3 separate regions of the Mus musculus genome follow, and all the other regions are linked to region 1. The links are chromatin loops, found by intact Hi-C in ENCODE. Cell type or tissue: left cerebral cortex. All regions are shown on one strand. Each heading gives the region's core, and the rest is flanking DNA. Links, peaks and the distances in the headings are about the cores only.

Region 1 (8,510 bases), core at 230-8,229:
CTCCAATGGATTTGCCAAGTCTGTTATTGAGATTTTTCTGTTCTAGATTCTCGGTTCCCTTCTAAAACAGCCCCTGCTTTCTCCAGGTCTTAGCCTATGTTTCCCCTTGTTCTTTGGATGTACAGGAGGCAATTGCTTATAGCCTTTTCTTTAGTAAGTCTGATGTCTGGTTTCTCACAGATTGTTTTTTTTTTTTCTTTTTTCAATTTATCCTGTTCATGACCCTACACTTTTATCTCCTTTACTCCGCAAACTTTCCCAGACAGTTGAATATATTCTTATCTGTACTCCTTGTCTCCTGTTTTCACTGTAACACCTGAGAGCACATTCAGCCTGCTCATTTTACAGTTGCAAGTGATTTCTACCTAGTAATAGTTTTGATACCACATGGACCAGTTCGACATCCTCTTTCCCAACATTCTTCCTGCACAACGCAATTTGAGTTCATTAAAGTACTCAAAAGTTTACAGCCTAGTGATTTTCTCTGAAAGAGTACTCAGGAAATTTTGGATCAAGATTTTTTTTTCCATCCTTGTACATCCTTGCTGTGTTCCCTGCCACCCAGTGTCTCTGCACTCCATAGCTAATCAACATCCTGACTTCCATGAGCATTTGCCAAGAACACATTACTGAACATTCTACTTGAATGTGCGAATTAAGGGAAGCTTATATAGATGGAGCCTTACAACGGTATCCGTTCTTTAATTTAGCTCCCCTTTCTTTCTCCTTCTCCATCTTCCTTACCCCTTTTCTCTTTTAACTTTAGTTTGGCTTTTAGAGATAGGGTCTCATATTGCCCAGGGTGGCATTGAACTCACTGTGGTACCAAATTTGGCTTTGAACTCAATCCTCCTGCCTCTGCTTCTCAAGTGCTGGCATTACATGTATGTCCCAACCATTTGTCTTTGTTTCCTACCATTGCATTTCTAGATCTGTCCATGTTACTGCATGTAGCAAAAGAGTAGCAATTTTCATTGAGGAGCCACCAAATGAATGTACCATAAGTGACTTATCTAGTGCTGATGGATATTTGTTGTGCTTCTAGCTTGGTGCTTGTGTGAGTATTTCTGCAGAGAACATTCATTATGTCTGTGAGCATGCACCTCACACATTCTTGGTCTTAGGCTATGTTAGTGTTCGACTTGAATTGATTATCAATGGCTGTCTTCTACGAAGTGCTTTACCAGTTTATACCCTATACATGGTACAGGACTTATCCTGAAGTCCACACCCCTTTTTATACACTGTTGGCAGTTTTTCTAATGATCTTGTGTGTATTTGCTTGGGGTTTTTTGGGGTTTTTTTGTTTGTTTATTTTTTGGGTTTTTTTGTAATGAGTCTGTTTCGTACAAGGTCTCTCTAGGCTGGTCTGGAACTCATCATGAGCCCAGGCTACCCTTGAGCTTATAGCAAAGTATGCTGTATAGTGTTTCTGCTCCTTGATATATTATGTTTATTTGATATGTTGATTTGGGGAACACACACACACACACACACACACACATATACTTACACATGCTTTACTATGTGTAGTAAGTTTTGTAGTCTCACTAAGTATATCTTACTTTTTAATTCTCCTGGTAGCTAATTGCTTGCTTTAGTTACAAAGATTTCATTGTTTATTCGTTGTATAGTGCTTTCTGTATTTTTTTTTTATGGTTTTAGAGCTTTATTGTAGAAAGGCAGGGAGAAAGGAGAGAAGGTAGAAAGAGAGAGGGAGAGGCCGGCCATGGTCACATGGAGAGAAGGGGGAAGGGAAAGAGAGAAAGAGAGCTAGAGAGTAAGGAATGTGAGAGCTTAAGAGTGTGCGCTTTCTGTACCTTAAAAAGTCCCTTTCTTCCTGACACAGGATATTTTCCTAAAGTATTTTCTGGAGTGTTTAGCTCTGCCTTTTACATTTAGATATACAATCTGCCTGGAATTCATCTTGGTATGTGATATGAAGCACACAGATTATGTTTTGGTTTTGTCTAGTGTGTTTATCGATATATTAGAGTTCTATTTATTGAAAAGGTAGTCTTGTGCCCTCATGATTTACATGTTGTGTTTTGTGCCTGTGGTTTTAAGGGTTCAACCCAACAGCCTGCACATGTGAGGTGAGCAAGCACACACCTGGGAACCTCCCCTGCATCTCAGCACCTTTTCCATGGCTTACAAGTGTTCTGTTTCTCTATGTGTTTCATTGTGCGCATACTAAACTGTCTTGATTATTATAGCCTGAATTGTAGACCATGTCACATAGAATGTTACTCTTTTTCCAAAAGAGTATCTTTACTATTTTGGCCTTTTGCATTTCCAAATACATTGTAGAGTTTGATTTAGATTGTCTTTCTAAAGTATATGTTATTTGGGAATTAATGGCCTTATAATACCATTTCACCCATCCTTGTGAACTCCATACAACTTCATGTATTTAAGTTATCTTTAACGTTCATTAGGCTTTTTTTTTTCTTTGAGATTATGGGAATCAAAACTTGGGCCAAGTACCACTAGGCAAAGCACTACATTGCTGAGTTGCATCCCTGGCCTTTGGCTTTCTTGAAACAGGATCTTTCAGCATATCTCAGGATGCTCTGGACCTGGTCTATTTCAGGGATGCCTAGAATCTAGGGCCTAGAACTCCTGACCATCCTGCCTGTGCCTCTGCAGTGCAGTGGATATGGAGTATACCCCATGCTCGGCTATGTTTAGGTTCTGAGGAAAGGATTCAAATACCCTTCATTAGAATCAGTCCTTAGTTGGTATGGATGCTATCATAAATATAATATTTATTTTCATATTTCATTTCTGAACTCCTCACATGATTTTTAAAAAGCTTACAGATTTTTTACTAAGTCATACAGCTTTAAAAACTAGCATTAGAATGGTGGGATTTCTCTTCTTCTATCCTTTACTTTTAACCTGTTTGTGTCTTACTAGCCGAGGGTGGTTTCCTTTAGAAGCACACAGCTGGGTTCTGGCTCTCAGCCACTCTGGTGTTAGTTTTATAATGTAGTATCTATGCCATTGTTAATTAATGGGACTATTCATACCATTGGTTTTCACTCAACGTGGTCATCTTGATTTTTGAGTTCTTTTTATGGTCCTATTGTTTGTTCTCTGTGTCACTGCTTGAATTATTTTGGGGGTTTCTTTGCTCTCTTTCCTGGGTCTGAAATCGTATTTCTCACTGGCACTCACTTATCACTCAGTTCAGGAACCTAGATGAGTTTTGTCATTTTCTGTCTCAGATCTAATCAGTTATGAACTTCCATCCTCCTGACTCTTGAATATCTCAACACTACAAACTTACTTTTCAGTATTTATCACTGGGTTGTCTTCACGGTCTGACCTACCTATGCATCTGCAATTAGTTCTTTATAAACAGTGTTTCCCCGCCCCCGTTATTCTGATGCTACACTCAATCTGCTAAGTTTCCAGTGCATGTCCAGTGCCTCAGCTACATGGGTTGGATAAACAGATGTCTTAGCATTTACCCTCTTCCCGTGTCCCACACTTTCCTGTCTCTCCCACGTCCAGCTGCTCTTGTCGTAGCTCTTTACTGTCTGGTGATCCAGTCAGGCTGCCCAAAGATACGGTGTGATGTGATAGCTTCAGATTCTCTCCTGGAAATCCTCCTTCATGCCTTAACTCCTGCTCTAAGAAGCCTATTTTTTTTAACTGGATTAGAAAGCTTTGCCTTTATAACTCTGCTTTCCTCCTGTTCATCTCACAGAGACTCATGTGCCACTCTGTTCCTTACAAGAGTATAGACTCTTGCTGAGGTTTGAGGTACCTTTGTGTAGATTCCTAAAAAGTACCTGTTTAATGGTAGATTGCACAGAGAGTCAGCTTACAGATGGGCTGTCCATTTGACTTATCATGGTAGGCACTAAACTTTTAACCTTCCTATTCAAAGTATGTATATATTGCACGCCAAACATATTTCACTTACAAAGAGGAATTCTGATAAGTTTGAGATTTACCATTATGAGACTACTAAGTGACAATCAACTTTCTGCAAAGTTCACACTTTTAACGGTAAGACTTGGTATAATATGCATAGTTTTAAAAGAAAATAAGAATGGTAGGCAGTCACTATTTTGGGACCCAATGGCTCTGTATTGGCGTTCACCTAATAGTCAGAACAGCAGAGTGGAGTGAGCTAGTGCACGCACTCCTGAAGCCTGGATCTCCCTGTGGGCGAGAGAGAAAAACTTGAGTTACTATTTAGAATTTAAATTTTTTATGAAAACAAGACATGGCAAAAATGTGCTTTCCTGCCTTGTTCTGCAGGAGAGGCTGAAACTCACATACGAGGCGAAGACTGACCTTCTGGAATCTCAGCTGATGCTTCTGAGGTAAATGAATCATCTATTTCCAGACACATCAAAAGGGTGGGGATCTTAAGGTAGACTTTAGCAGTTGATGAACAATAGATGCAATCAAAATTAGAATTACTTGATAGCACTTCACAATGTAGTACAAAAAAAAATAAGGCAATCAGTCCTGTGCTTCAAGGTTATGGTAAGAGTTAATAAGGTACATATGTTAGGTGTCTCCTGTGCTCAACACTATGCATGGCGGTGACGATACTCTCTGTACTTGTACTGTTTCCTGGACTTAGCCTACAATTTTTTCACTTTCTTTTAGGAAAGACTTAGCTGAATACCAGAAAACCTGTGAGGATCTTAAGGAAAGATTGAAGCATAAAGAGTCTCTTCTGGCTGCGAGTGCATCCAGCCGTGTGGGTGGCCTCTGTTTGAAATGTGCTCAGCATGAAGCTGTTCTTTCCCAGACACACAGCAACGTGCACATCCAGACCATCGAGAGGCTGACTAAGTAAGTGTGCCTTGTGTCCGGATCTTTGGCCACGGAGGACATTGTATCTATAAGGGCATGTGTCCTTTGATCTGATGGGGAGTCACATACAGTTAACTTCAACTCCCAATAAACCAGAGTTTAGATGGTCCCTTCTCTGTAGCTTTCATGAAGAAAGAGTGGCGAAGGTCGGGTCCGCCAGCCATGGGGAAACGTCTTAGTTCAAATCTCATTTGAGGTAAGAGGATTGAAATAGGTAATCCTCATGGGTCACGCAGTTCAGTGACTGCAGTCTCAACAGCCTTCTTCACAAGATGGGTGTGACTGCACCTCTTTAGATTGCGTCGTGTCTTGGATTTACAGTGTGGTTTAGGCAGAATGGGCTATCAGCACATCTTCTTCACGTGCCTGTTGCAGAGCATATTCTGATGTCACAGGAAGAGGATGCAGCTGTCACAGCATCAGCAGAGGAAGGCTGACTAGGGGGTGATTACAAAGAAGCTATGTTCAAATTCTTGCCCAGGCTGAAATACCACAGGCCCCCATGTGCATTTCGTGATCTAGTTTCACTCTCCTGAAGGAAGTCTTTTCTCTTCTGTAAAATTTCATTCAGTAGAAATTGAAAATTATTGGTTATTATAAAATCCAGTGCTGTTTTGCAGTCTGTGCTTTCCTATGCTCATTAGTCTTGACCCATCTCTGTCTGCTGTGCTCATCTCAGAAGCTCAAACTGCATTTATTTCCAAGTTATTCCCTCACTAAGTCCCACCCAGTAGGTCCTCAACTGACTTCATGCTTTCCTCTGAATCTTTAGAATACATCATGTCCACTTGAGAGCCACACTGAGGTCTTGTTTATTGCTTCAGCTCTGGGTCCTGCCAGAGTCCCTGGCCTTGTTGTTCACTCAGTGTTCATGTTCTGACTGGTAAGTCAGAGATCCCATAGGCAGAATTGATATACAAACATGGAATGACTGATCATTAAAGGCAGGCAGATATTCTTTACAACAACTTGCTTTATTGCTCTGAATGGAGTTTTCTATTCTGCTATTTTCTGGGAAAATATACAAAGGCATCTTTACCTTATGAACAGGAGCACTGAGCTTTGACACAGACTGCCTTGGATGCATAGTCTAGTTCTTCCACTGTTTGCTGTGTAATTTCACTGGGGTTGTCTAGCCTTTCTGGGTCTCTGTCTTCTCACTTTTAGAGCATATGAGGTGTTTGGGACAGTAGTTGAGATGATATCTATACAGTGCTTCTTTGTAAATGCTCAGCGTTCTTCTGCTGAGCAGTATCTACATACTAAACACCAGAGCCTCTGCACTTCACAGAGCATAAGAAGGTTTGATGTTTCTGCCAACGGTGACTTCCACACACGATTAATGTACTGACTGCTGTACAAAACCCAACTTGCCAGTAGGGATGACTGGTAGCTGATGGCCTTGATTTTGCTAAGTATGTTGTGAGTTATTATTAAAGCTTTTACATATATTCAATAAAACACACACATGCACGCACACACACATGCACACACACACACACACACACATATAATATTTTTCCTACCCAAATAATAGTGAGTGTTATTTGACCAGGCCTGAGCTAGGTAATTGAAAAACATAGTCTCCTTTAATCTTAAAATGCATTGTGTAAGGCAGGCACTGTTATGTGCATTTATAAGTTGGGAAGCAGTGGCTCAGAGAAATTAAATTTTTCTTTCTATTTGATAAAAATAAAATAGAACTGTACTTTGCAAACTGAATTATGTATAAAGAGCCAAATGTAGTTCAGACTATAAAAGTATTAGAAGTAAACTGATAGCTTTGGACTTGTATCCTCAGCATGACATGCAAAAGTGAAAGTCATAAACAGCAAAAGATTATTCCCTTGAGTCATTAAAAAATGACCTCATGGGCATCGGGGGTGGTAACCCACACCTATGGTGACCGAGCTCTGTAGGCTAAGGCAGAGGATCCAAGCCAGTCTGAATATAGAGCAGGATCCTGTCTCACAGAGCGTAAGGTTCCTTGTGTAGCTCAGCGGTGTGACACTGATCCACATGTCCAGGGTCTAATTCGCAGCACTACAGGACAATTTTAATTAATTGACTTAATTTACTTAAAGTAAAATATTGCCAATTATAGTAAAAGACTGGGAACATGCTTGCCACGGGTAACTAACTACTAGAGTATGTAAGCAGTTTTGAAATAAAACATGGCAGACTGTCCAGTTGCACTGTGAGTAAGGGGAAGAGGCTGGTAAGAGAGGAAGCTGTCAGTTATCAGAAGATATTTACACGACTAAGAGCAGCCTACTCCATCGGACTGGCCATGACTAATGGTGGATGATTCCACTGAGACCAGGATTTCCGTGCCTTGCCGGTGGCACAATGAAATCAGCACAGCTACTTTGCAGGATGATGTAGCACTCTCTATTAATATTTAATTTATGTGTTATAGTTTCCTACAAAGAAAAGGTCATGTACACACATTAGAGCATCATAGAGAATGCTTTTGTAGCATTATTTGTAAGGGTGTAAAAGCCTGAGCATCCTTCAAAAGAAAGAACTAAACTGTGGTATATGTCAGCTATGCCGATTTATGGAAGAATCGGGGCTGGAGAGATAGCTCAGCCAGCACGCTGCTTGCTGCAAAACATGATGCTCTAAGTTCAGTCCCTGGGAGCCCAGAGAGTGGAAGGAGTGCCCTGAGTCCTATAAGCTGTCCTCTGGCCTCTACAGTGGTACTGTGGCACATACATGTGTAACACACACACACAGTAAATAAACGTGAAAACTTAAAAATTGTATGCACAGCCACACACAGAGTTCACACAGATTTTGTATATCCACATACACATATGTGAAGACCCATGTGGTCTAGTGTGAGCCTAACTCCAAAGTAAATAAATGACCTAGGATAACAGCAAAGCAAAACCATTTGATTTTCTACTATATATCATAGTAGATACTTTCTCTAGGGTCATATATGTATAGAGAAAAAGATTTGAAAGAATGCACATCAGATATTTAACAGTAGTTAACACTGAAAAGGTAGAAAGGGGCCACAAGGATTCAAGATTTGTTTCAGTCTTTAATCCCATTGGTCTTTAATCTAATTTTACATGGAGATTATGAAAAAATATTACGATGATGTTTTATAATAAGTAGATGTCAAAGGCAGTTTTAACTAGTCAGTCTAGTGGAATCAACCAACAAATAAAATCAGCGTGCACCTCTATAGCATTGGCCTTCTAGGCTGTAGAGAACATGTCGAATGAGAGTCACATTGATTTATATTGACTGAGTGTCTGAGGGAGATTACAGTGTTTATATTGATCGGATGTCTGGCTTTTGTTTAGAAAGTAGATTCTTGTCATTTATGAATTCTACTTTTGTTATCTTAAATTTGATCTCAGCCTTTGAGAGGAAGTGCTGGCCTACTTAGTGCACATTTCTGCTGTGTCAGCAATGTGGCCTTATGTTCCACTTCAGTCACAGAATAGGGCGAAAGGTTTCTGCTTTTCTTATTTTTATGGATTGTAAGACTCCCTTTGTGTAATCTGATATTTAGACCTTTCCAACTTATTAGTGCACAATGCTGCCTACTGAGCATGCCGCTGACTTTGAAAAGCATCCAGCATGCCTTGGGTTTGGATTTCTAGTTTTGTGTACTTAATGTCAGTCAGTGCGTGCTACATGATTTTAAT
Region 2 (8,510 bases), core at 87-8,086, 110 kb before region 1:
CTAGGTTCTGGCTATTATAAATACTATTCCTATAAGCACTGTGTATGCCTTTTCATGGATGAGAGATTCCTCTTGCAAAGTAAATGACTGCATTGTAGGACAAACTACAATTTTAAAAGGAATTTATACACTATTTTCTGATACCATGGTACCATCTTTGTCTTAAAAAAAAAACCCTCCTCCTGTTATACGTTATGAAGGTTTTGTTGTTTGTTGTTTATTTTCTCTGTGTAGCCCTGGTTGTCTGAAACTCACATTGTAGATCAGGCTGATCTCAAACTCACAGAGATTCTCCTACCTTTGCCTCTGGTGTGTGCCATGATAACTGGGCACATTATGAAGTTTTGCAGGGTAACTCAATGTCAATTGGTGTTTTTCTTAAGAGACTCAGTATACAATCATGGACTGGCAATGGAGCACAGATATGGCAGTTCACCCATGCATCCTGTGGCCAACTCAAGTCTGAGGAACTGGACTGAGTGCAGTGGGACTTCTTTTGGTTACCGAGGAGGCTCTACTCAAGAAGGAAGTAGGCAAAGTCAAAGCTCTGGAGACTTGGGGGTGGGGCATAGAAGCTGTAAACAAAACGATGTAACAGTGTTTGTATTAATCTCATTCAAAACTTTTTTTTTTTTTCAATGAAAATCTATTGCCACTACCCTGAGTATTGTAAAGTGACACTGGAACCCCTATGCTATTTGTATCTGCAAGAAGCACTGGCATTAATTCCTCCTCCTCCCACCTCCAAGTAGTTTTAGCTGCATCTCACCTAGTCCCAAGGGATAGTTCCTCTTAATTCACCTTGTCCAGGGATATGTGGGAAATGCTGCAAGCACATTTCTGGTGACAGCCTTGATCCAGGGCTACCAGTTTTCTGTCACAGTTCTGGCTTTCACTTTTAAAACAAGAGGTAGTTCCTCCACAGACAGAGCTCTCACCATTCAGCTCTGTAGGACTCAACATTCAGCTCTGTAGGAGCTGGTTCACTCTTTCATCTGTTTATAAGAAACAGCAGGATTTCCGGCTTCTGTTCCAAAAGAAGGACTTTTTCTGGGGCTGGGGCTGTGGCATGTAAGGGTGGTTGAGTATTGGGTCAGCTTGCTCAAGTTTAGCAGCTCTTTAAGTTGAAAACTAGTGGTGGGTGACCATGAACAATCTGAATACATAAGTCAAATCCTAATTGGACTACTGGGGAAACTTATCCTCTCTCTCTCTTTCTTCTTCTTTTTTTTTTATGTTTTTTTGTTTTGTTTTGTTTTGTTTTTGTTTTTGTTTTTTTCAAGACAGGGTTTCTCTGAATAGCCCTGGCTGTCCTGGAACTCACTTTGCAGACCAGGCTGGCCTCGAACTCAGAAATCTGCCTGCCTCTGCCTCCCGAGTGCTGGGATTAAAGGCGTGCACCACCACCGTCTGGCAAAACTTATTCTCTTATTGCAGGTTCCTTCATCTCTAACAGAGAAACTCAAGAGTCGTGGGGATAATGCAGCTAACACTCTTGGTAAACTGCCCAACAGGGCCGTACTCTTTTCTACATTTGTGCCTCAACTACCTCAAATATGAAGCAGTTGAATTAAATGTAATATCTGCCAATTCTAGATCTAATACTACATACCTTAAAACTACAAACGTCCATCCACTTCAGAATAGGACTTTGCAATAGCTTGAACAGTATGGTGAAACTAAGAAGATTTCAGGGAACAAATGTTTACTGCATGTTTCCGTATGCATATGAGCAATGCAGAGCAGTGAACATTCCAACAAGCAATGGCTCCAGGTGGCAACATCAGCTACATATAGGCATCAGCAAGGGACTGGCTTTATGGTTTGGGAAACTGCATTTGGAAGGGAGGGGGGGGGGGAGAAGTGATTTAGCTCGGCTCAGGGAACTTAAACAAAACTTTGAATATACAGCTATGAGGCTCAGATATTCCTTCTAGATTCCTGTTGTACTGGCCACTCTCACATTCAAATAACATAAAGGTTTCCCAAACTTAGACATGTTGTGGACTATTTCCTGGAGATCTGTAATTTGCATGCAACTACAGGTCCAACAGAGTATCTCAGACATGGGTGGTACCACCACAGCTCTGGGGAGCCTCTGACCGTGTTTAAGACCTAACTGGACTGTGGCATAGCAGGTGTCAGTGAATCAAGAGCACACAGGAAAGCAAACAGGGAAGAGAAGGGCTACAAAGTTCCTACAACCTGATGAGAATGAAAATGAATCAAAAGGAATCTGAGCATACAGAGCAGTGTGTATTCCCTTTAAGATCAGCCAAGGGGCAACAGGAGTATGACTTATGGTACTAGAGGAAAATGGGCTTTTCACCCTCTCAGTGTAGGATCAAGGACCGTTTACTTCTGATGAGTATACTGCTTAGTATGTTAAGACAGTAGCTACAGAATGGATTAGGTCTGGGCAAAACTGAATCTGATGGGTTAGGCGACTTCAGTGAGTTTATATATAAGAACCTTGCAGTGTTTTTGAAGCATTATTTCATAGTCCCTTGAACTACAAGAACCTTAGATAAGATGAAGCTCTCATTTTATAGATCAGAGTTGAAGGACCACATTCACAGGAATAGGTCTGGATCTCAAAACATTCAACTGAAATCCCTCAAGAGTTGTTCCTGCCAGAGACACAGCAAACAGGTCCAAGGACAAGAAGGAAGTTAGAGGATGCAGAAGCTGAACAGGATGTCTACCCTGGAAAAGACAAGGCCAAGGACACAAAGGAAGTTCAATGGCACAGAAGTATGGCGTTCTACCCAGGAAACACCTGCAGTGACGTAAGAGAAGTACATACACATGTGTCATATGAAGAGGGGAAATGAAAGTATACAAGACACTTGCTATGGTATCAAAGAAGGAAGTTTTGTGAAGATGTAGGTAGGGTCTGAGGAATGGCAGGGCTGTGGGTAAACAGTGCAGGGTGGAAGAGCAGGCAGAAATTATACTGAGAAGCAGCATGTAACAGGGTTAGAATATGGAAAGCCACACAATCAAGCTGTGAAATTCTTGCTATTGATTAATAACGGAGACATTCAAGACTCTTGAGACCCACTGAGAATGAAAAAAAGTCTAAATTGATATTTTTTAAATTGAAGATGTTCAAGATATTTAAACTTCTCCTTTGTTTCCCCGATATACTACTGTCAGAAAGCTTTTGGATGACTCAAGGCTGACTACAAATAACTTGTGTGTGTGTTTGTGTGCATGCATGTGTGTGCTTGTATGTGCACATGCACACATCCATGAACATATGTTACACTAGAGTATTAAGCTATTGTATTACATTTGTTAGTAATCCATTAAGAATACTGTTTTGGATGATCATATAGTTATTAAAACTGGAAGGTTCCTTTATAAAAAGTTGTTTGGTAAATTTATAAATGAAAATATATCACATGGTAAAAGACATGAAATCTATGATCATTGCATAAAGTTCCAGAAACACTTTATTTAAAAATGGAGTTGTAAATGCATAACAAAATAAAGTAATAAATGTAACAAAAATAAATAAGGAGAATGTATTCATATAAAATAAAAATAACATAGTAAAAGGCCAAATGTTTATAATTGAACAAAACTGTGTAAACAAACAATAACGTAAGTAGATAATTTAATACCTTCTTAGACTCCTTATCTTGTATTCTTCATGTAGATAGACTCAGTACCAAACGTTAACTAAAGGGGGGAACAATCATGATTATTATGCATAACTTTTTCTTGAAATGGACTGACCCTGCTTCGATGTTTTGTTTGTTCCTTCAAAGCATCTCACTTCCCTTTTACATTTGTTAAAATCCTTTTGAAGTTTTACTTCATGAGAGCTGTGAATTTAGCTTTACAAGGAGAACAAATCCTTTTCTGTTTTTTAATTTAAAGAAAAATATGAGATCCATTACACAGCAGACTTATGTTTTACATCTTACAAAAACATTTTGCATTTTTATTAACTGATCCAACATCATAGGATTTCTTAGATCCTAAAAAAAAAAAAACCTTGAAGAGCAGTTACCTTTTCCTTAAAACAAATGTAGCGTAGGTTATTGCTAAGATATCAAAGACCACATCACAAAGCTGCAGTTTACTCTTTATAGACTTAGAGCCTTTGAGTAAATCCAGGCCTATTAATATATTTAAAAGAATTAAGATTCACCCAAATTATAGTGTTCTGGAAACACAAAAATAATTCCTTTATTTAAAAACTTATTGAAATGTGAGCTTACTGGAAAGAAAACAAAACAGTAACAAAAACCAAGTTTAGAGAAGATATTTTTCACAGGCTTTCTTTTTAGTAGCGATAAGCCCAAAGCCTTAGTCGTTGTTGCTGTCTTGCAGGGTCCTTACAAATGTGTAAGACTGACAAAGGGTTACTATGGACCTACAGGGAAACACAGAAGCAATTCAATGACTGGGAGTGCAACTATCAACTACTCTCACAACTACTGATCTTCACGTCTCCTAATGAAGAAAAATTAACCTCATGATCATTTGAGGGGCATTTCTGTAACATAAAAACTTGGTAACACAGGACAAATATACATGTTCTTAATTTTAAAAATATACTCCACCTAAACTATCTGTCAAATTTAACCTTCCTAGCAATTTAATCTAAAAGGAGAGACAAAATCGTATTTCCTTAAAAAGAAAAACAGAAGAAAAGAAAAAAAGGAAAAAAAGAAAAGTGCCAAATAGCTTTGTATGAAAAGTGGAGTAAAACACTGTGGGGTTAAAACAATACAGTATTGTCAACTTCCTATGTACAAATGTCAGTCCTTAGTGATATATGCATACGCCCATCTATCACTCCCAGTAAATCTTAGTGCAAACATAATAATTAATTTCCATAAACCCCAAGACAAGTTACTTAGCAACAGTTATAAATCACACTATGTTGGAAAGTCTTAGAACGCAGGACGGCTGCTGTGGAGGGTCTGCTTCACTCTACAGAGCAGGGCGGCGCTGTGTCCAGTGACTGTGAGGAATAATATAAACCCTAGTATTAAGAAGCAAATTGAAAGGTTTAACAATCTGTACAGCGGGTGCCAAAGTTCATCTCAGGGGGCAGCTTGGCACAGGAGACACAGGGGCTCAGAAATGTGGATATTTTAGTTTGTTTGTAGGTCACAGCATGGCTTAAAACAAACAAACAACAACAAAAAAAAACTATGAAGGGAAAGGATGAAATGATATGATTTCATCTGAAAATCACAGAACCACAAAAGGCGAAGCCGATATAAGCTGCCTCTGCTGAGTGTGCTTCAAGTGGCTGTCTGAGTGGTTTGAAAAGACTGGTGTGACACATTAGAAGTAAAAATAAATAAATAAATCAAGAAGACAAAGATAACAAGATTGTTGCTGACCAAGCTCTCTTGTTTTGTATGTCAACATTATGCTGCTTCCAATGCCCCTACTTACTCCATGGGTAATGTCTCTAACAAATAAGGAAACGTCATTCGTGTACTGTAACATCCTCCTCTTCCCCATCAGGGTTGAACCTATTGAAATGGATACTGAAATCAGCCTCAGATTCAGCATTCTCAAACTCAGTGGAGGCTGCTGCTGCCACTCCCGCAGCAGCAGGGTGTAGGGCTCTAGTTTCTGGTGGGCAAAGTGCTGGCGTCTGACTAGGGCTGCTGTGGTTATTAACAGGGCTGGACTTCTGTTTTGGTGGAGATGGCAGGATAGCATTGGGAAATCCCATGTTGTTAAGAGCCTCCAAAGTCCCATCTGGGTCAATCATGGCATTTATCACTAAAGGAAACAAAAAATAAAGAGAGGTAATTCTGTTTTTAGCAAGATGCAGATATGAATACTTCTTATCATTAATAGAGACTTTAGCTAAAGTAAGCTAGTAACCTCTAGTTAAGTGAGCTAGATCTAACATAACCTGGTTCAGTAACCAGTGGTTAAGTCTACATTGTAGACTATACATATCTGAGTGCTTCTCCTAGGACTCTGCAGTCCATACAGACACTTTAGGTGACTGCAAACAGTGCATGGAAGGGAAAAAGCCAAGAGCTTTCTAAACTTGCTTTTACCATCATAGAGGATTACTAAAAATACTGGTTATGTTTTCAACATCCAGATTTTTATCAAATACAAATATCAACAATTGTTCATTATCTCTATGCCAGTTGTGGCGGCCTCAGAGGTGGAGGAGGAGGATCAAGAGCTCCAGCAACTTGGTGAGGTCCAGACCAATCTGCATAGACCACTTCCGATAGAGGGAAACAACAAAAAGATTTTACATTGGGAACTATCTATATCTATGTATCCATGTTTATGGGGCTAGGAAAGAAGCCAGGGCCTTACACATGCTAGGCAGATATCCTAGGATGGAGACACATCTCTAGTCCTTTATATATAGAGTTGTAAAACTTCCCTTTATGAATAACTTGGATATATTCAACTCTATACTTTTATAAGTACTGGTTGATATATTCAGTCAAATACTGTTTCAATAATTAAGAATGTAAGAAATATATTTTCAGAAATGGAATACACTGAGCTGGTCTCAAACTCAATCCTCTGGAATGCTGGGCCTCAGGCATCCCAGAACCCCGCACACTACCTTATCCAGATGCAGCACTACTTAATCTAGCAGTACATTTACCTTGCAACTGTTTTTCAACTCTTTTAAGCTCCTGTAAAATAGAAGAAATCTCCTGTAGGGAAAGAAATACCCCAAATTAGCTTCTTACCAAATTAAACCATTCTCCTGTTACAGCAATGCAACTCTATGGTACTGCACTCGTAGCTACACACAAGACATCCATCAAGCAAGATCCAATTTATAATCGTTAATAATGAAATTTTTTCAACAACAATAATAATAAAATTTCAAGGCAATTTACTAATAAAGAAAGGACAGTTTTGAAACATCTGTTCTGATTAACTTTGCAACATTTTAAAACTGTGCCTTTGAGGTTTTTTTTTTTTTTAATATGAAAAGTGAAACATCAACATAGGAGAAAAATCTGATAAAACTGTGCCTTTAAAATAGAAATTGTATGTCAATTTAATATTTAAGTTCTAAATTTAAAGCTGCTTCTTTCATAATGTAAAGTTATCATGTGAACAAGATGCATCACAGTAACTAATAAACACAAGATCCTCCTTAATGCTCTTTGTAGCCTCGAAACAACAGAGACTTTAAACACCACTGGATGGACTGTAGCTGAATCTATGCATTTATACAGTCTTTTAGAATGTAAACTAACAAATATTCAAAACTATGCTTTTCCCTACAAATGAAGCCATGCAGCTGAAATGTTTTAATCTTGAAAAACCACCATACCATGCTTGAAGTTTTAACGATAGGGACTTCACTTTCAGCTCTTAGCTTGTTTTCTATGTCATCCCAGTTCCGGTCTTTGTCTTTAAACAATATTCTACAGTCAAAAAACACAAGCATTTCAAGTTCATGGTTTTGTTGATGATATCAAAAACTACATACATAGTTTGTGTAATTTCAAAACTATATTAAGAAAAATAATCATTCAATGAACTCAGATGTATAATAGTGAACACTATTGATTCAAGCTTGTGAAAATCTATTAAAAACATAACTCAATAGGTACTAAAATGTCGATTGCTGTCAATATGCAGGTGAGCGCAGGAGTAATATAAGACTAGAGTCTATGATTGGACAATGAAAAAGGAAGGTGGGGCTGAGAGTTTCAGAGACAGGACAGGAGAGAGAGAAAAGACAGAGAAGATGGAAGAACAAGAGTACAAACCCAATCCACCTGGCTTTCAGTAGCCACAGGTAGCTATGAATATCTCAGAATGGACAGAATAATATAGGACAATTTGTACAATCTAGGTGGGCAGCTTATATCAGTAATTAGCTCTGAGTTCATTTTGTGGGTTGAGAATTTACTGATATAAATCTGACTGATAAATTACAAGTCTCTATAGTTTTGATTTCACTGGGTTATAGGGATTTGTGACAGCTAACCACGGGGGTGGGGAGTGGGGGTGAGGAGTTGGCTGGGAATGTGAGCAGGTTCCACAACAAGTGAACAGTGAGTCAGGTGGCTGTATGCCCCAATTTCAAGCAAATACTAAGGACCTATCAATATTTTAGATACATTTGAAAAAGTAAAGGTATTCAGTTAATAAAAAGCCCAAGATGTAGAACAAGTGATCAGGATTCTGTCTGTTGAGACTTGAACTTAAAGGGAGAAAAAAATACATATAGCATGCTAAATAGTGTATGTATAATGTAAATATATCTTAAACATTTGGAGTTTTGAACCTGGCTCACATACTGTTAAACACTACTAAAATTAAAGAGGAAAGCAAATGGTACAAATCTCACTTTAAATAGGGATTTAAAAAAATTACATTATTTGTTTATTTACTTATTTATGTTCTGTGCTGGGAATCGATTGCAAGGCCTCACAAGTGACAGGTTGGCCCTGCGATTAAACTGTCACAGGCTTTGGCCTCTATCACCAGCCCTGGTAGCTACTTGTTTTTATTAAGAATGTGGACCT
Region 3 (8,510 bases), core at 232-8,231, 90 kb before region 1:
TATACATTGGTGAATTAAAAACAATGATTAAAAACAATCAAAAGACCGTGTTTTTCATAGTGTAGCGAATAAACATTCAGATGAAAAAGTTCACTAATGATAAACAAGCTCTAGTCATAAATGCTTAACAAGGGTGTTTTCAGTTGCACATACTTTTTGAGTCGAGATATGGATGCTTTTTAAATGACAGCAAAAACACCAACAAGACAAAAATAAAAAGGGAAAAGACTTCCTCATGCCACATGGACTTTGAACACAGAGATGAAGAAAACCCTCTTTTCCCAACATACATATGTGCATAATTCCTGTCCAGAAATTATGCCTTTATGGCGGAAAAAAAAAACATTACCTCTGTCATTCAACATCCTGTTATGCTATGGTTGGAAAAAGTCTCTTTACATGGTAAAAGAACACAACAAAGCATCTTCAGTACAATTCTTTGCTGCTTTAACACCAAAAACATATGGTCAAACTAGACAATGGTGTAAACTCTACAAAGCATGAGACTACAAAACCTCACAATCACTGACATTTAAGGCACAAGAGAGAATTCAGATTGTCATTAAGGAAAGTGGCAATTACTTTCTCATTTACAGTTAGTAAAGACATTTTACAAATGTTATTGCTGACACATTGAAAATTAGAAGACAAATTAATGTAGACATTTTACTGTTAATAGCAAAATCAAACATACAAGTAATTTGTAAAATATAAACAAGAAAAGAACAGAGAAGTTAATGTCTAATTCATGGTAAACTCCATAAGGGCAGAAAATGTTATTTAACAACTAATGTGTACCTAGCATTTAGATGATGTGTCTGGCTAGCAAGTGATTAAGAATAGTTCTGAATGACGAGGGTGGCCTACTCCATATAGTAGGTAAGTGAAGCCCAGAATTTCCTCATCCTCCATTAGAATTTCATACTTTTCCTGATACTTCTTCAAACTGTACTTTCCTTGAAGTGGGCTGGCTCTTAGATAAAACTATACACATCGCCACTGAAGATGGCTTAAAGCAGAGGAATCTATAGGGGCAATATGTATAAATCAGAGCCTGTACTTACTCACACAACTATTTGCTCTCCTGGGGTTAGGATCTAGACTAATGGGTACAGGAAGATAGGAATATGCAGAGGAAGCTCATGGGTCTCTGTAAAAAGCATATATAAATATTTTTCTTTTTTCTGAAGAGGAATGTGATAGTTAATATTTCATCATTATCTTTACAGGATTTCAAATCATCATGGTTATACAACTCTGGGTGTGCCTATGAGCATGTTTCTAGAAAGGTTTAATTGAGCAGGGAAGACTGACTGAACCCAGGGCCTGGAGTTCCGTATAGAAGGAAAAAAGGAGGAGAAAGTATAATGACAGGAAAATAGATCATATAAGGTTTTCAGATTTTTTACCTATCTAGATTAAATTTAAAAATCACTTTCACTTTCTTAAATTTTCTATTTACAAAAATATGTTTAATTTATATAATTAGACTGATCTTACTAAGGCACTTAATAGATCACTAAATTGAAAATCCATACTGGGGACTTTTAAAATATCAATGTCTAATTTGTTCTTTGGTGAAGCACTAGTTATCAATACATATTAAAATGAAAGTAACTTTCAAGATTATTTTAATCTTGTAGGCCATAAGAAACATATTTGTTTATAACATTATAAATTATTTTAACACAGCACACAGAATCATGTCTTACAATCCATATATGTATTTTTATATTTTTTAGAAATGAAACTATATAAAACTTTAATTTGACAATAGATAATAGACTATCTATTTTACCCAAAATAAAATTTACTTTAGTTATAAAATATACAATATTTCTATTTTACTGAAGGTATAAAATAGTATTTTTACTAGAAACATACTATTATTTATTATGTCTAGAATAAAAAAGGACTTATTAATGATTAACTGTGACTATTTCTTTTTAACGTAACAAAACTATGTCGATCTTAAAATACAACTACCAATTTAGCAAAAAAAAAAAAAAAGATCAGAAAAATACACATTTTCATTATATATCATAGGACTTAAGAGAGGAATTAAAGTACAAACAAGTTTTGTTGTGTATATTTATAAGCACTTAGCAATAAGATTATTCAGGGAGAAACATTTCTCTGGGAAAGCTTTCTATTTTCACCATTCATGTAAAAGAAAAATTAACACAAGCTGTAAATGCCCACTGTTTAATTTCCAGTTTGAATTTTGAGATTTAGAATAAGGAAAATATTTAAGAAATAAAACCTTAAAAATTTTAACAACACTTTCTAAACTATGTACTTAAAACAATGAACACCAGCTACTTCATTAACTAGCTAGTGTAAAACAGGATCTTGCTATACAGTCCAAGCCTGAGACACAGTAAGTAGCCAGGCTGGCCTGGAACTTACTCAAGTCCCCTTGTTTAAGCAACCCATATTCTTATTTTGATAACTTAGGGTCCTTGATTTTAATTAACAAAAGAATATGGGTAAAACAAAGTCATTAAACCCTTGGAAGCAAATTGCATAAAAGAACTGCTACCAATGTTACTAGACATTCTGAGTCATCAATGCTTAACACATTAAATGAAAGGAAAAAAAATTAATGACTTAGTCCAAAATACTACAGAATACTTTTTACATATGTCAATATGGCCAGTATCACAGGTGGTAGATAACTCCAAGGTCTTTTAATGTTACATGGAGAATAGAAACCCTGGCCAGTATGATTCTATGTTTATTAAAGCCCTCTTTTCTTTTTTCTTTTCTTTTCATTCTCACTCAAGATAATACAGTTATCTTAAATAAAAATGTTATAGCATCGAAGACATTCAATTGTTAAAAATCAATCAAATTTTCTAGTAATCATACCATGTAACAACTATTTAGTACATTCTTCACTGGACTGGATAAAATAGCCTTTCGATGCTTTAGTGATCACCACCAAAATTATGTCACATCTACCTTGTATATATTTCTAGTAATAACATAACAGATACTAGTGTCTTATGGAACCTAGGATACAGTAACATTTCTTAACAGAGTAGCAACAGCTAGTAAAAGACCCTGGATTCTCATTCTGCCCTAAGATTTGATCAGGGCAGGTTATTTCATCTCCTGGTACCAGTTCTCTAAATATCCTTTCTAGATCTTAAATTCTGTAACTGTAATTATGTAATATCCAACTACTAAGTATAAAGAATAAAAGTAACATTTAACTCAATTTTCTCTAGGGACTTTCATTAAGAAATTCAAGGATTTATTATTTGTTTAGATACAGAGGAGTACCAAGATCTGTATTCAAAGCAGAAATAAAAATCACTACCTGTATATGATATGAAATCTTATATTTGTTTTTTAGACTTGCCAAGTGGTTCTATTTGGACCACATTTTAAATAAGCCACTTCATGCTAAAGAGTAAGGAATAAAATCAGACTAATCATGTGGTAAGAGCTAGTCAATGATCAGAGAAGAAGCGACATTATGCTCTTTGTAAAATATAACTTACATCACAGCTCATGTTAGGACGGAAGGAAACATATCTTAATGTGTTAAATGGAGGTAAGATGGCAGAACAAGCGCTGTTGCAGAAGAAATCGGGGAACACAGCTCAGAATGCAGCAGCACAAAGGGATTGAACTAAGAAGGTAGAGCCGTAAGAGCCGTAAGAGATAATTGAATAACAATACCTGGTAATCAACTGATTAATAATCAAAGACTGATGTGTGGAAACAGGCCAGAATAACAAAGAAAGCATCATTTATCCTCCATTAAGCTTCAGTCTGCATTTGGTCCTACCATAGGCTCTGACTGTCATCAACACAGTCACTGAGCAGCAGCGACAGGACAGAACAGGAGCAGACAAGAGCAGCAGTGAAAGGAGGACAGAAAGTGGGGAAGGAGGAAACACAGTTACAACGCACGATTGGCTTGGTGTTGAGTCGTGAAGGATGTATTATAAATTAAGCAAAAGTAAAATCAAGATTACACACCAATGTTCCTCTACTTTTAACTCAAGACTTAGGGCTCACTTAGCTTGTTGGTAAAGAATCATAAACTTTTAAGTCTGGGAACAGCTGGTCTACCCTTACTGGCCTTTGCAGCCACACCCACACGTGCAGCTGATTGTGAGGTAATAAGAGCACGCTTGGAGGATACACACAAATAGCTAGCTGCCTCACAGCTGTAGCCACACAGTCTCCATGGCTTCAGCTTAAATACGAAGTGCAGACAAGTAAGTCAATAGCACTTCAGCGCTTAGAGATAATGAGTAGTGATTGTAGTGACAGATAATCACTCCAGTTAAACGCTAAGAGTACAAGATAATGTTCACAATTAACTTTCCAGTTTAATTTGACCCACACATGTTTAGTGATTGCCCCATGAATCCACGATCTTCCACTGAAATAAATGAAGTTAATTTTCAACAGCTCCAACTATAAATGTGTAAGTATATGAAACAGTTTTTAATCAGATATTTATTTCCAAAAGGATGGAAAAAGGTATATTATTTCTCTTCAGGTTCATAAGAAATCTGAAACACCTGGTTTTAGGAGCATAACATTATTTTTAAAATAGTAATTCCTAATATAATTCTATCAAATTAAAAAAAAACCTCCTAAATGTGTTTAGTTAATATCTTATTTTGAAATCACTACTTTGTCTAAGACTTTATTTGGAATTTTACATTTTAATGGAGGAGATAGTAACTCACTAATTTTAACCTTATTCTTGAATTATTTTTCTAAGACAGCTAGAAATATAATTCTTAAATATAAAAAGCCAATACAGAAAACATACTGCTGTTATTAAAAATCTAGAACCAATTACCTGAAGGAGAGCCGTGAGTGGAGCTCATGCTCTTGACCTTGGAGTCGGAGAGCCGAGAGATACTGTTAGCTCGAGTTCTAGGAGAAAGTTTATCTGATGGCACTAGCCTGGCTCCGCTCCTAATGACAGCTTCTGCGGTGCGTGCAGATGCGCTGCTTCTTGAAATTGTTGCTTCAGAGTCACTACGGGCAGATAATGAGCCAAGTCTTGTTCTTCGAGGCTGAGCCAATAAATCAATCCTAGAGATGGTTCGCCTTCCTGTGGGTGGTTTTGATGTGGAACTTGTAGTGGACACTTCAGAAGCAACAGATGCTTTGTCAGCATCAGCAAGTTCACTGTCAGAAGCTTCACCAAGCCGGGCTCTTCGCAGGAGGGAAGTCCGGGTGGGCCGTGGCCTTGGGAGAGTAGTGGATTTGCTTGTTGAACCAGAGGCAACAGGAGAAGTCTTAGACTTTGTTGCTTTGCCTCCCTCCAGTTTGGAATGTATGTTGTGTTCATCGGCTGAGGTAAGTGGAGTCCGTCCATGAGATTTGCAGGAGTATGTTTCCTGGTCAGATGACATAATGTCAGAAATAGCAGAATGAGGCACACTAGAGGTCTGGTCATCGTCTGTTAAGTCTATGGAAGGCTGCCGGATTCTTCCACTGGACTGCACAAATTTGCGACCATCTGCTCTTGCACCTATATCTGCAGAGCGGCTTTTTGCTTTCTTTTCAATTTTCTCCCTACTGCCTGACTTAGTAACATCTTTGGATGGGGAACTCGTGGAACACCTGTCTTTATAGAGACTAGTGAAACTCTTCCGCTTTTGCGTGGACTTTCTTTCTGTCTCTCCAGTAACCAGACTAATTGTACTGGCTGTGTCTACATCAGACTCTGGGGAAATTGAATTGTCTCTATTGTAACTGGGAGTATCTGGGCCTTCATCAGTTTTATTATTATCTTCTCGCAGTTTAGCTTCTAGAAAAGCCATCACTGCTTCTGTGTCTTTTAGAATCAAGGTTGTGTCCATGCTAGAATCAGTATCCAAAGAGTCACTCCTTTCTCGGAGTCTACTTGCAGACGTCAGTGCTAAGGCAGTGGGTACAGATGAATTCTGCTTATTGATATGGGGGATAAGTTCTATGGGGATGTTGGAACTGGGCTTGTCTATGGTGAAACTCCCTTGGCGCACTAACGATTTGGAAGACTCTTTCTTGTCTCCTTTTGAGGCCTGGCATTTTGGAATTTCCTCAGCTTTTCTTCTCTTGCTTTCATTTTGTATTACTCTGTCTCCTTTGCTCGTAGAATGTCCTGAAACTTTTTCTAAGAGTTGGGACTCTTGCTTAGAAGATTCCTCCCTACATTTATCTATATGGCCTAAAGCATTTTTTGAAGGAAACTTAGTAGGAGTCCACTGGGCCTGCTCCTTTTGCTCTTGCTGCTGCATTTTAGCCAATGTTTGTTTTACCAAAGAAGTTTCCTTTTCCGTCTCACTCTTCTCCTTGCTAGATGAGCTTCCTGAGTGAAGGAGGGCTTTACCATCTCCACCAGTTTTAGGACTCTCACCATTGACTGCCCTGCTCATTTTACTCAGGCCTCGGTCTGCATCGTGCTTCTCGCTTTGGTATACCTGGGCTTCTTTTTCCTGCAGTTCCGTGTCTTGCTTTTCTCCTATCTCTGACCTCTGTGGAACGACCTTCGCTCTGGAGCTCTCGAGTAGCTTCTCTTCATTTGGGAGCTGGGGAAGAGTTCGCCTCTTCCTCTCTCCCTGACTAGCCAAGGAAGTTGTACAACTAGTACTTCTTAGGGAAACACCAGCGTCACCAGTATCTGTCTCTAAAATAAAAATATCAAAGCAGAAATTCATGAGAGCAAAAGGACACATATAAAAGGAATGTCTACTAGTTACAGCATAAGTTTAAAAATATCCTCAGTATAAAATGAATGCCTTCTGTGAAAAATTTGTACTTCCTAAAAAAAGAAAAGAAAAAAGGGCAAAATATCTTAGCTTTTAGCAAGGCATTAAAAAAAAATTCCATGTAATATTTTGTATATGCTTGGGCCAGGGAGTGGCACTATTAGGAGGTGTGGCCTTGTTGGAGTAGGTGTGTCACTGTGGGGTGGGCTTTAACACCCTTATCCTAGCTGCCTGGAAGCAAGTATTCTCCTTGCAGCCTTCAGATGAAGATGTAAAGCTCCCAGCTCCTTCTGCACCATGCCTGCCTGGATGCTGCCATGTTCCCACCTTGATGATAATGAACTGAACCTCTGAACCTGTAAGCCAGCCCCAGTTAAATGTTGTCCTTGTAAGTGTTGTATTGGTCATGGTGTCTCTTCACAGCAGGACAACCCTAAGACAATCCGTATCAATAGAAAATATGAAAATAGTAAAAAGTGACAGGACTTGTCATAATTTTATAACCAAGGGACTGTTAAACCATAATTTTCTGGTATATTAAGTAAGGCAGCTTATTAAAATAAATGACTTCTTTCTTTTTTTCAATTTAGTAGATCCCAATGCAAAAGTGAATACTTTTGAGGTGATAAGACAGAGACAAAAAAATTTGATCATATTTGAAAGAATTTAAAAATGAAGGGATCATATGTGAGTCTTTGTTTTGCATTTTAATGTGTAAAATTAACTGTAAAGCTTTTTAAGTGTAAACTGATAATTTAGAATACTATATACTTATGTAGTACAAGGTAACATTATTACTAAAAAATGAAATAGAAAATAATTAAATCAATATTTGACACCTTAATTTATAATATAAATTCATACATATATGAATCATGTGCAAATTATTACCTTATCTTTATGATTACACTATAATGGTAATTACATATTTTTCTAACAGATTGGCATATCAAGAAGGGTTAATTTTTTGAAGTTTTAAAATTGTACTTGAACAGCAAAAATTTACAATAAAAAAGCAGAGTGTCTGAAAATGAAATACTAAATCTTAGTAGTTATCCTTTTGTCTTTGGAAGGTTCAATTTATGAACTACACCAAAGTTTTTAAGGAAAAAGGACTTGGGGTTAGGTGGCATAGCATAGCATCTTGTATAATATATACACTAGTCCTCAGTTTACTTCATTTAAGCTTAATTTACTTCTAACTGTATTAAGTTTAGCTTGTTTTGTTTTTAAATACACATGGTCCACTAAAAGAGGGAGGGAGGAAGGGAGGGAGGGAGGGAGGGAGGGGAGAGAAAAGAGGTAAACATGGAGGAGGAGAGAGAAATTACCGTTTTCTACAGTTGCAGACAATTCCATTAACCTTTCTTCTGGATCATGCCTTGTATGATTAGCAGCCAAACTAGCCCATTGTGAAACCCAACGTTTGCTTCCAGATGAAGATATGGCTTCCTAAAGGAGAAAAACAGAGAGAGAGAATGCAACAACCCTGCCAATGCTCATTTTCATGAGCGAGAACTTCATTCAGTCACAGCATGTGACACAGAAGCCATGTCTCAAGCTCAGCTTGTTATGATGCATTGATTCTTCAATCAAGGCTCTCTAGCTGTTCCGTTCAACCACAATGTATTCTTATTATGAACGGAGTATACAATCTCCTGTGCTTCTTATACACTAACATGGTACTAGGTACAACAGTTATTCTGTTGCCAGAGGAGGACAGACACAAATCACAGCTTTGCAGCTAGCCCAGTGCAATTGGTTTTATTCCATTAAAAG

Evidence for each region. Hi-C counts contacts between places; a loop is a spot of excess contacts. Peaks named below come from ENCODE experiments on the same cell type or tissue, not always from the same donor. Only the 100,000 strongest peaks of a DNase experiment are listed, where the experiment ranks them.
Region 2: a loop joins it to region 1, with 2.4 times the contacts of the local background. A loop is called at or near these places in 3 of 42 quality-filtered maps.
Region 3: a loop joins it to region 1, with 2.9 times the contacts of the local background. A loop is called at or near these places in 2 of 42 quality-filtered maps.

The regions. Positions count from the first base shown.
Region 1 is chr1:176,840,549-176,849,058 of GRCm38, forward strand. It overlaps Sdccag8 (serologically defined colon cancer antigen 8), which reads left to right. Exons shown (of 18, transcript NM_029756.3): 7 at 4,276-4,340; 8 at 4,633-4,821. Among named protein-coding and RNA genes, the nearest start is that of Sdccag8, 30 kb to the left of the region's middle. In left cerebral cortex, for the core only: no CTCF peak of the experiment used is centred there; DNase peaks (open chromatin) are centred at 3,533 and 4,720.
Region 2 is chr1:176,730,222-176,738,731 of GRCm38, forward strand. Cep170 (centrosomal protein 170) reads right to left here. Exons shown (of 20, transcript NM_001099637.2): 18 at 7,307-7,400; 19 at 6,623-6,674; 20 at 3,432-5,760. The coding sequence ends at 5,459. Among named protein-coding and RNA genes, the nearest start is that of Gm26104, 34 kb to the left of the region's middle. In left cerebral cortex, for the core only: no CTCF peak of the experiment used is centred there; no DNase peak of the experiment used is centred there.
Region 3 is chr1:176,750,335-176,758,844 of GRCm38, forward strand. Cep170 (centrosomal protein 170) reads right to left here. Exons shown (of 20, transcript NM_001099637.2): 12 at 8,063-8,183; 13 at 4,832-6,649. Among named protein-coding and RNA genes, the nearest start is that of Mir350, 18 kb to the right of the region's middle. In left cerebral cortex, for the core only: no CTCF peak of the experiment used is centred there; DNase peaks (open chromatin) are centred at 3,805 and 5,115.